4 separate regions of the Mus musculus genome follow, and regions 2, 3 and 4 are each linked to region 1. A link is a loop called in an ENCODE intact Hi-C map of the cell type or tissue named here. Cell type or tissue: gastrocnemius. All regions are shown on one strand.

Region 1 (2,500 bases):
CACCTGCGTTCCAAAGCTAAATTGCATCTAAGAAATTTGAAGTACTTAATGCTCAGAAAAGGTAGTAATCAGACAGCTAGCTACACAAAGAAATTCACTTCAGCAAAATTAGGGTGTCATTTTGGTCCAGTGGGATTAACTTAATACTCTAAAATGAGAGGGAAGGGGACTCTAAGACACAAAAACCCAAAGCAGCCACCCTGCTTCCGGGCAGTGTGGATCAATTTGACAAAGTCACCGTGTCTTTGGAAGTAAAATGTTCATTTTCCCAACAGTGATAGGATTAGGCCTATGTGTATTCCTCAAAAATCCTTCACAAGACAGGCTTTTCCACCGAGACTGCAGTAATCCATCTGCCAATACGTATTAAAGCATTCAGATTTCTCAGGGACAGACAACGGATTTTCTAAGTTCCAACCCTCACAGAAAACAACCAGCTCCTTCCTCGACTCCCCCAGTTCTAAAACCTGTGACATCATCTTTTGAAGTGGTGGTACTCCAACAACAGCACAGCAAAAACTTCTCATAGGACCAGTCCTCTGTACCCCACAAGCCAGCAGTCTTCCAGAACTCTGCTTGCATCTCTATTTTTAAGCCCACGTTTAGGGTTGTGGTCCACAAGTATTCATTAGAAATTAATATGTGGAGATATTTTGCGAATGCTTGAAAACCCCTCTGTGATTTAACGAGCCACTTGAAGGACTTTCACAGCTAAAGCCCAGAACAGCCTGACCTTTGAAAGAGTCTTTTGCTCCAAACACTTTGAGTTCATTCTAGTTCTTAAGGAATCTGAATATTATTTAGCTCACACCCTTCTTGCAAGAGACAGACATAAAAGAAACAAGAGTCTCACTCATCCAGGGATGAGTAGGAGGGCAAAAACCCCGACCAACATTTAAATAAGGAAACTGCAGCTATGAACACATAACCCAGGGCCCACCGTGAAAGGAGTCTGCCCTGTATTCACCTTTTAAAATAAAGGAAGAAAGAAGGGAAAGAAAGATTCCGCTCCTCTCCTCCCCTCAGCTCTGCTCCAAAGCCTAGAGGACCCGGCTGCGAGCAGTGCGCCTAGTGTAGCACAGCCTGTACTCAATACGCGCAGTATCTGTGATCCTGGCAGCCAGGCCTTTAGAATTCCCTCAGGCTGATCCCTTCAACACATACTGAAGAGATTTTTTTTCCTTTCTCCCGACGACCTTGAAACGAACCCAGTGGGGGTTTAAAAAAAAGGGTGGGGGGAATGTTCAAGACCTTAAGAAAATAGCAAAATACAAACATGTATTTGGCTTCACAGAATGTTGTAACAGGCAAACATTACACGTACCCACACACACATTTCTAGCATCAAGAAATTTCCTGAGAGTCAACAGTAACAGAGTAAACCCACCACTCGCTGTCCTGGAAAGAAACAAACCAAACCAATCCAAATCCTTTTACATCTCTTTCAAGTGCAGGAAAGCTTCAGCAAAAGTCCAAGAGGAAAAGGAAATTGTACCAAGGGCGGCTGGGGGGCGGGCGGGGGGGGCGGGCGGGGAGCGGTGGTGGTGTTGGAGGTTGGGGCTGTCATATGTGGCCAAAAATGTAAGCTTCTGTCAATGGTATTAGGTTGAAATATTGCACCTTTAGAGAGAGAGAGAGATAGAGAGAGAGAGAGAGAGAAAGCGAGAACGCAGGGAGACAATAAAACCAACGAATGACAGTCCCGACGATTTACATAACACCACAAACTTGCAAAAGGCAAAAATCAGAAGCGGAAAAAAAACCCCACCTAAATCATTAAAATACAACAGGAGCATCCCAAGCCACCATCCCCAAAGGACCCCCCCCCCGCCCCAACATAATTGTCCCAAATAAAAAGAAAACAAATGAACCCACCGAAAACTGCTTGGCAAATATTTTTCTCGTGGTGCCTAATACTCTAGCTGGAAGGAGCTGTGGTATTTATTGTTTTCTCCCTCCCTCGTCTCTCTAAACCTGCCTCTAACACACTTGTTCTAACGGCTCAACTCTCTCGCTCCCTTTTGTGTATTTAGCTCGAGGAGCCGAGTTTATGGGTAGGAGAGGAAGAATTAGCCCCAGACCCCGGGAAAGCAAAGCGCACTCTCCCTCTTATGTCACCGAATAGCAAATTAGTTCTCAGAATTCCAGAGGCCGAGCTTTGCTACAGCGAAGACGCCGACGTCACGGAGCCCACGTGACGGCGGCGGAGCGGGCGGTTCCATCGGTGGCCCGGGGCAGGGAGGGTCGCCTTGTAGCCGCGCGCGCCCGCCTCGGGACCCCCGGTGTTCCGGGCGGCGGTGCTGCGGGAACCACGATCCGCACTATAGGGCGGCGAGCGGCGCGGCCCCGAGGCATTCTGCCGGCCGGGAGGGCGCTGCGGAGCGCGCCGCTGCCACCGAGTCCTCCCCTGCTGCGGAGCAATGGTAAAGCCCGCAGCTCAAATTCCGAGAATTGAGCTCTGTTGATTCTTAGAACTGGGGTTCTTAGAAGTGGTGATGCA
Region 2 (2,500 bases), 84 kb before region 1:
AAAGTTGGAGGTGGGACATCCAAAAAGCAGAAAGGATTTTGGGATAGTGCCAGGCACAGGAAATTCACCAGGGAAAATGTGAGGAGATCGATGTGTGGTACCTGAGCACAGGTAACCAGTCACATGGCAGAATGTAGATTAGGATAAATGGGTTTAATCTAAGTTATGATCGAGTCAGAGAAGAGCCTAGCTGTATGGCCAAGGCATTTGTAAATATATGTTGAGCCTGAGTCTTCTTTCTGACAGCACGAGACTGAGAAGAAGAACCAGACCTGACTTCTACAAAGGGAAAAGCAGGGTGTGTGCAGAAGGCGTACTAGGGAAGCATATCTCAGTCCGTCAGGAAGGGGTCAGTATTAGGCAGGACCCAGCCAGAGTATGGGAGCACCGAGTAACAAGGGGTACTGAGTAGTGGTACTCACTGGAGATCAGACGCTCTCCATCTGGCTTCTGTCCTCACAGTCCTGAGGTACCATTTACAAATCCTTCTTTAGAAGTGGGGACACCAAGGCTCAGAGATTGCTGAGGGCCACACAGCCATCCAACATTAATTTTTTTCTGACTCCAGAGCCACATCTAACATACGATCTTATTGCTCTTTGCCAGACATCAACAACTAGCACCTGTTGTTGGTCACGAAAGGCAGGTTTACCAAAGCACTGGGCAGGTGTGGGGAACCAAGAAGGCTGGGAAGGTTAGGAGGGGGGACCCATGTGTTGTGACTCTTGATGCACAGTGTGAAGCATTGACACCTAACTCCTGGGGTGCTTGGGCATCAGTGAAGGATTCTGAACAGGAAAGGAATGCATAGCACAGCTATGTTTTAGGAAGCTGGGACAGAGGCGTGTGTGCACCCTTGGCACAGAGAACACATGGCAGCGGAAAGCAAGGGCCTGGCTTCGGATGGATGACGGGAGCAGATGAGACTCGGGATAGATGTCATTCTCACTACTGCTGTTGCAAATATTTGACCACTGACTGCATGCTTGACCTATGCTGAAGTCATCTGATCCTCACCATAGCATCCATATCAGATCTCTCCCTCTGACGCTACTTTTTCACTGCTCATGAGTCTCCATTTCTCCATACTGAGTACTGTTTCTACTTGGGAACAGGACCTAAGACTCCTTCCTGAATATAAGGGGATCCAGGGCTGAGAAAAATGAAAGATCAAGTACTCCCAAATTCACTTCTTCTCCTGTCCTGACAGCTGAGGAGGCTGAGGCCTGGAGACAATCAGTGGCTTGTTCCATCTAGGAAAGGATGGACATACTGACCAGAGGCTAGAGGGCTTTCTTGCGCCAATGCCAAGAGCCCACTCTGGATTTCTAGGCCAGGCTGGAGGCCCTGCAGCTGTGGCGGGTGCCAGATGGCATCCCAGTCACCAGGCTGCAGGGCGCCTGAGGACCCTGTGGTAAGCCACGGCTGGCAGCACCTCCTCCCTCTGGCACTTCGGGTGCAGAATGATTGAGTGAGGGGAGGATATGCCGTGTAGGGGCAGGAATGTTGGTGTCTCAGCACTTGGTAGTGTGAGTTACAGCTGCTCAGGGCCAGCCCAGCATACAAGCTGAAGAGGCAGCTGCCATCTTCACCTTGTCAGAAATACAAAAAAAGAAAGAAAGGGAAGGGAAGGGAAGGGAAGGGAAGGGAAGGGAAGGGAAGGGAAGGGAAGGAAGGAAGGAAGGGAAGGGAAGGGAAGGGAAGGGAAGGCAAGGGAAGGAAAGGAAAGGAAAGGAAAGGAAAGGAAAGGAAAGGAAAGGAAAGGAAAGGAAAGGAAAAAACCATGCTAGCCCATGCAGCCAGAGCAGAGGCAATGGAACCTGATTGGAAAAATGGCAGCATTGCCCAAAGAAACAGGGACAAGCCATGAGTTAGGAAACCCCGGCTCACTTACGATTTGATCCTTCTCTTTCAAACCATGAAGCCTTGAAGAGCCTCTTTAATCTGTTCGTGGATATACTCTCTTTTCTCCTCCCTAGCCTTGCACTATAGGTGGTATGAGTGAGTTGATGTGTGGAGAGGAGAGTTGAGAAAAGAAAAGAGGAGAGAGCAGAGAGTGGGGAAGAGAGGGCTGGGGAGGAGAGGGCATTTGCAACCCAAGGGGTTCTGCAGATGCCATTGGAGTTGAAACTAGTAACGTTAATGTTGATATGGCTAATCTCCGGGGAAATATGGTGATACAATTGAGCATTTGCAAGGAATTTATTTGAAACCTGTATTGTCTTTGCTACTGCTCTATGAAGCTTAAAATACTTCAAAAATGGTAATTCTTACATTCTCTTTCATTGCTTTCTCTTCTATTCAGGGAGCTTTGGCTGAGCAGGCACACTTCAGAGGTCTACAGGCCTCTGAAGGACCTGCCTCCTAGCAGGGAGACCAATGTTATTCTATATCCTAAGCAGGGCAAAGATCTACTGTGCTAAGAGGGCTAAAGTCCCGGCAGCAGAAAGCCCTGGTTTGGGGTGGCCAGGGACCAATGCACAGGCTGATGTAGAGCTAC
Region 3 (2,500 bases), 500 kb before region 1:
CCAGACCTTAAGAAAACTATATCCTAAATCTGGGGTAAAATAGTAGCCATTAAAAAGATGAAATAAGGCAGACAAACAGATGGATGGATGAATTATAAACACATACATACACAAATAATACACATATACATACATACATACATATACACACTCACACACACACATACGAACAGGGAGGGAGAGAAGCCCTATTTTTTTTCAAGTGCCAGGCATGGTAACAGGTAAAAGTCAAAGGAGTAATGACAGGACTGAGGCAGGAGGATCACTTTAGAACAGGAATTGAACACCCACGTGGGTAAGCCCCTGTCTAAGCAGGGAGGGGCTTGTAAGGAGAAGGAGAGAGGGCAGCAGGAAGGCAAGAGTGGGAAGGAGATGGGAGGACAGAGGGTAAGAGTATTATATATGTGCAAGAAATTCTCAAAAAGAATATTCATGATGTATATATGATCTTCTATGACACAAGGGCCACTGAGTACCCATTAGAGCTGCTCCTGGAGTCATCTAGTTCTGAGACCGGTACCCTCATTTCAGCCTATCCAACAAGTGATTACTTGAACTCCTAAGTCCTTCTCCCAGCTCATCACTAATTCTTAGAATCATTTCTTCATTCTTGACCCAGTCTCACTGCAGACATCCCCAAATCTTCCTTCTCTCATGCCCTGCCTGACTGTACGTTAGGACCTCTCTCTCCATACTGCCAAGAAGAGGACCTTGGATGGCTGGCCACACCTCACCAACCGCGCCTCTACCTTACCCCTGCAAGAGCAACTTTTCTTCCTTAGGACCACAGTTTCGCATCATAATCTCTCTACACTTGAATATGCAATGTTAAATGCAAATGTGTAGCAGCTGCTGCTCAGGTTTTTTTTTTTTTAAGGGTTTCTAGAGGCTGGACACATGGCTCAGTAGTTAAAAGCACTGGCTGCTCTTCCAGAGAACCTGAGTTTGATTCCCAGCATCAACCTGACAGCTCACAACCATCTGTAACTACAATTTCAGGGGATCTAGCGCCCTCTTCTGGCTTCTGCAGGCACCAAATACACAGCAGCACACAGGCAAACATGGAAGCAAAACAGTCATACGCAAAATTATCTTTTGTTTTTAAAGAAAAACAATGTACAAGACATATCATTTTAGTAAAAAAGTTCATGGCATTGAAAACTGTGGTTATTTATGCCTCACATAAATAAACTGTAAACATAGCCATACATGTGAGCACGTGCACACGTGCACATTTAGACACACTGGGGAAGAGAGAGAGTAGGAAGGAATGGGGGGGGGGCGAGGGTGCTAGAAAACTTTTTTCCAAAAATTTAACAACGATCATTAAAGCAGAATGTATTCAGGGGTAAATTTTATTTTCTACTTTGTATTTTCCTGCCCTGCTTCAAATTCACTATAGTGCTTAGAAATCATTCAAGTGATAAGACCATCTAGAAATAAAAGAGAACAAAATAAAATGCAAACTAGAAGAAAACAAAAGACTCCAGAGGAAAAAGCACACGTTTGCCCTCAGGGTGTGGCAGGGCATCTATGCTCCAAGTCTTACTGTCCATCCCAGACACCTCTAGGCTAAACATGGCACACTGGAAGGCGGTATCCTTTCTTTCTCTTCTTTTCCGGTGCTTGGAATTGACTCCAAGGTCTAAAGAGGCTCTGCCACTGAGCTGCAGCCCCACTAGGCAATGCTCTTTGAAATCTCTCCTGCCATTTGTAGCTTGGCTCAGCTAAGATCCATTACTATAAATGAGGATAATATAGGGACAGCTGTAGTCTTCCAGAACCTTCCCTCAAAGGAACAAAAGCCCTTGGAATCTCTTAGGATCCCAAACAGAAAAAGAGGGTAGAGCATGCCTTCCCAGCACCCACTGTCGGCCACACCCTGCCCGTCATAAGGTTACACACCAAATGCTACAGAAACGGTGTGTTGAACTCCAGTCGCGTTGATTTCATTGTTCTGTAGCTTTCTTCATATAGCTGCTGCTGGGGCACAGCTCAGGCACAAAAAGGACACCCAAGCCCTTTGAAATACTAGATATTTAATCACTATGCCACCACGAAATCCACTTTGGCACCAGAGCAATGGTGACAGTATGTGTTGTAGCTCAGTTTTTGTGCTGAGAATGAAAACAGTCTACCTATAGAACCAGCGACCATCTCTACCAGTTATTACTGACACACACCAGCACAGGATACCCCTACAATGCTACATCGATCAAACAAGCGCAGGCTTCATAGCTCTAACTAGAAGTGCTCACGGTGAGTTTTGTTTTCTTTTTGATTTCTAGTCAGCAATTATTGGATTTTCTACATGACATTTCATTGTTATCATATTTAAAAGAAAAGAAGAAGGTGGTGGCCCCATAGGAAGATATGCCAACAACCAGCACCTTGAAGAGACAGCATCTCTCTTCAAGCTGAAGCTGGGGCTGCCTCAGAGGCACGAGTGCAGGGAACAGGCTGTAACTAGGTCACTGGATTTTGCTTCCTCACAGTAGAC
Region 4 (2,500 bases), 170 kb before region 1:
GGTTACGCCTCACCATGAACCTGTTGGTCTCTTGTGTCTGCATGGAGAATCAGGAAGTGTCCTTAACTTTTTATCCTCACATCTCAGCACTCCATTCTTCAGGTTCTAGGCTTATAAGCACCATGGCTTCCATGTTCTGATCCACAAGACAACTTTGTCGAACAGACACTAACTTTAAAAAACAAAAACAAAAACAAAAAACAGAGAAATAATTGAAGATTCTATTAGGAAACTAGACCAGACATACTGGTACATGTCTACTCCCAGTATTCATGAGGCTTAGGTGAAAGGGTCACACTCAAGTTGAGGAAAACATGGGCTACAGAGAGAGGTCTTGTCTCAAAACTAAATAAATAGGCAGGGAATGGACTCACAACCACCAGGGTGTTGAGCAGAGACCAAGTTGGGCTTGCTCTTTTGCGTCTGCTATTGGTGTGCTTTTCCAGCTTCCAATGACCTCAAGTACTTATGTCAGAACTGTTAACTGGGGTGAGAAATCTTTGAACTGCTGCTTGCTTGGGAACCCACAACACCATGCTGGAGAAAGAAAGGCTTGATCAACTCATGGGTCCAGCCTTTGCTGGAAGTAGAAAGGGAACCCCCTCAAGTTTCAGGTGAGAAATGGAGTCCCTAAAGACAGGTGTCATGTCCAATGTCATGCAGAGTGAGGATTGAGGCTGGGACACTCACATGAACCTCATGTCTCCACCTGCTTGTCAGTTGTCATATACCCAAACATCCTTCACGCTTGCCCTCCTCTAGCTACCGGCTACAAAAAAAAAAAAAAAAAAAAAAAAAAAAAAAAAAAAAAAAAAAAATCAGTACTGACAAATCCTTGACCATGGTTGCAAGGACAGTGCAACATTGTCTGCCAGCTTGGGAATGGACTAAGGAAATGGGGACAGAGGGAGGCAAGCATGCTCCAATCTCAGCTGTCACTTTGCATTTCATCTGCCCCGTGCCAGGCACTGGATTTATTGCTGGTGAGAAAGATGACTCATGTTCTTCTGATGCCAAGCAACTAATTTATCTCGCTATGGCTTGGTAGGCACAAACGTTTAGTGTGTGATCAAAAATAGAGACCACCTGTCACCCAGTACCTTGGAACTGGTCGTCAAGCCTGAGAACTTACTCAAACATTTAGCCCAAATACAACCAGAAGACTTTGTTTTAGGATTCATCTTTTGTAACACCGGTACAGAAACGAGAAGAAATGTAACAGAGAGAGGCATCTCACTTGGAAGTCACCTATAGGGTTTATTCCCATTTGAGTTATTATATCGACTGGCTTGCTTTCTTTCTTTCTTTCTTTCTTTCTTTCTTTCTTTCTTTCTTTCTTTCTTTCTTTCTTTCTTTCTTCCTTCCTTCCTTCCTTCCTTCCTTCCTTTCTTTCTTTCTTTCTTTCTTTCTTTCTTTCTTTCTTTCTTTCTTTTTTGGCTGGGACAAGAGATTCCTTTTCTTTGAGCCACATTATCACTATCTCCTGGAAAGGGTTAAAGTAGAAAAACTTTGGAGGATTATCTCTTTTCTTTTCTTTTCTTTCTTTTTTTTTTAAGCCACACTTTTGTTAATTCTTAAAGAGTTTTATACAATTTATCTTCTCCATAGCTTCATCCAGATCTATCCTCTCCTCTCTCTCTATTTCGTGTCCTCTTTCTGTTTTACGTTCTCATACAGCAGATGCTCTGGTCCTCCAGCTTTTTCTATCTTTCTGTCCCTCTTCCATGATGTTCCCTGAACCTTATGTGTAAGGGACATGCTGTAAATGTATATTAGCTGCGTCTGATCACCCTGCAGTCAGCTGATCTTTGCATTTTGACCTGTTATGGCTTCCTATAATGATCTCCATCTACTGCAAAAAGAAACTTCTTTTCTGAAGTGGAGAAAACTACTTTTATCTGTGGGTATAAGGCAGGCATGTAGAATGCAGATAGGAATGATAGGAGTTTAGGAAAGTGGCAATAGTTGGTTCCCCTCTAGCTTCCAAGGCCTCGCCAGTCAGAGGCTGTGATTTATTTCGATAGGCTCTTGAAATGATCATAATTTATACAGAGGCATCCACTGTATATTTTCCCCCATAAGATTCACACTATGCTAGAGCCTTCTCTATGCTATGGGAAAACAGCCTAATTTCAATACTGCCCAACAGCCTGTCTCATGCAGTTTCTCTAACACATACACCCAAACACACACACACACACACACACACACAGAGAGAGAGAGACAGACACAAATAAAGACAGACACACACACACAGAGACAGAGACACAGACAGAGAGACAGACACTCACAAAGACAGACAGACAGGCAGGCAGGCAGGCAGGCACACACGTGCACACACACACACACACACACACACACACACACACACACACTCCTAAAGTCACAAGCACACACACACACAGATACAATTCTGTCTGCAGAAACTAGACTGTTTTCCAAGCCTCTAGGAGTACCAAATGCTCTTTAGAAACTGAAATTACTTTGGAGATAACAGACT

What was found. A loop is a pair of places that touch in the nucleus more often than their neighbours do. Peaks named below come from ENCODE experiments on the same cell type or tissue, not always from the same donor. Only the 100,000 strongest peaks of a DNase experiment are listed, where the experiment ranks them.
Region 2: a loop joins it to region 1, with 12 times the contacts of the local background. A loop is called at or near these places in 4 of 42 quality-filtered maps.
Region 3: it touches region 1 in a loop (6-fold over the local background); 13 of 42 quality-filtered maps call a loop at or near these places.
Region 4: a loop joins it to region 1, with 5 times the contacts of the local background. A loop is called at or near these places in 11 of 42 quality-filtered maps.

Annotation. Positions count from the first base shown.
Region 1 is chr16:23,988,604-23,991,103 of GRCm38, reverse strand. Bcl6 (B cell leukemia/lymphoma 6) reads left to right here and starts at 2,252. Exons shown (of 10, transcript NM_009744.4): 1 at 2,252-2,500. It overlaps Gm31527 (a long non-coding RNA gene), which reads right to left. Exons shown (of 2, transcript XR_384770.3): 1 at 1,876-2,500. In gastrocnemius, no CTCF peak of the experiment used is centred here; DNase peaks (open chromatin) are centred at 1,095 and 2,274; H3K4me3 peaks cover 2,500 bases; H3K27ac peaks cover 2,500 bases.
Region 2 is chr16:24,072,215-24,074,714 of GRCm38, reverse strand. No RefSeq gene overlaps it. Among named protein-coding and RNA genes, the nearest start is that of Gm46545, 9.2 kb to the left of the region's middle. In gastrocnemius, no CTCF peak of the experiment used is centred here; a DNase peak (open chromatin) is centred at 1,390; H3K27ac peaks cover 2,500 bases.
Region 3 is chr16:24,484,004-24,486,503 of GRCm38, reverse strand. All of the region lies in intron 3 of Lpp (LIM domain containing preferred translocation partner in lipoma), which reads right to left. Among named protein-coding and RNA genes, the nearest start is that of Gm24440, 79 kb to the right of the region's middle. In gastrocnemius, a CTCF peak has its summit at 1,054 (motif pointing left); no DNase peak of the experiment used is centred here; H3K4me3 peaks cover 667 bases; H3K27ac peaks cover 2,356 bases.
Region 4 is chr16:24,155,363-24,157,862 of GRCm38, reverse strand. No RefSeq gene overlaps it. Among named protein-coding and RNA genes, the nearest start is that of Gm32126, 2.9 kb to the left of the region's middle. In gastrocnemius, no CTCF peak of the experiment used is centred here; a DNase peak (open chromatin) is centred at 940; H3K4me3 peaks cover 260 bases; H3K27ac peaks cover 2,412 bases.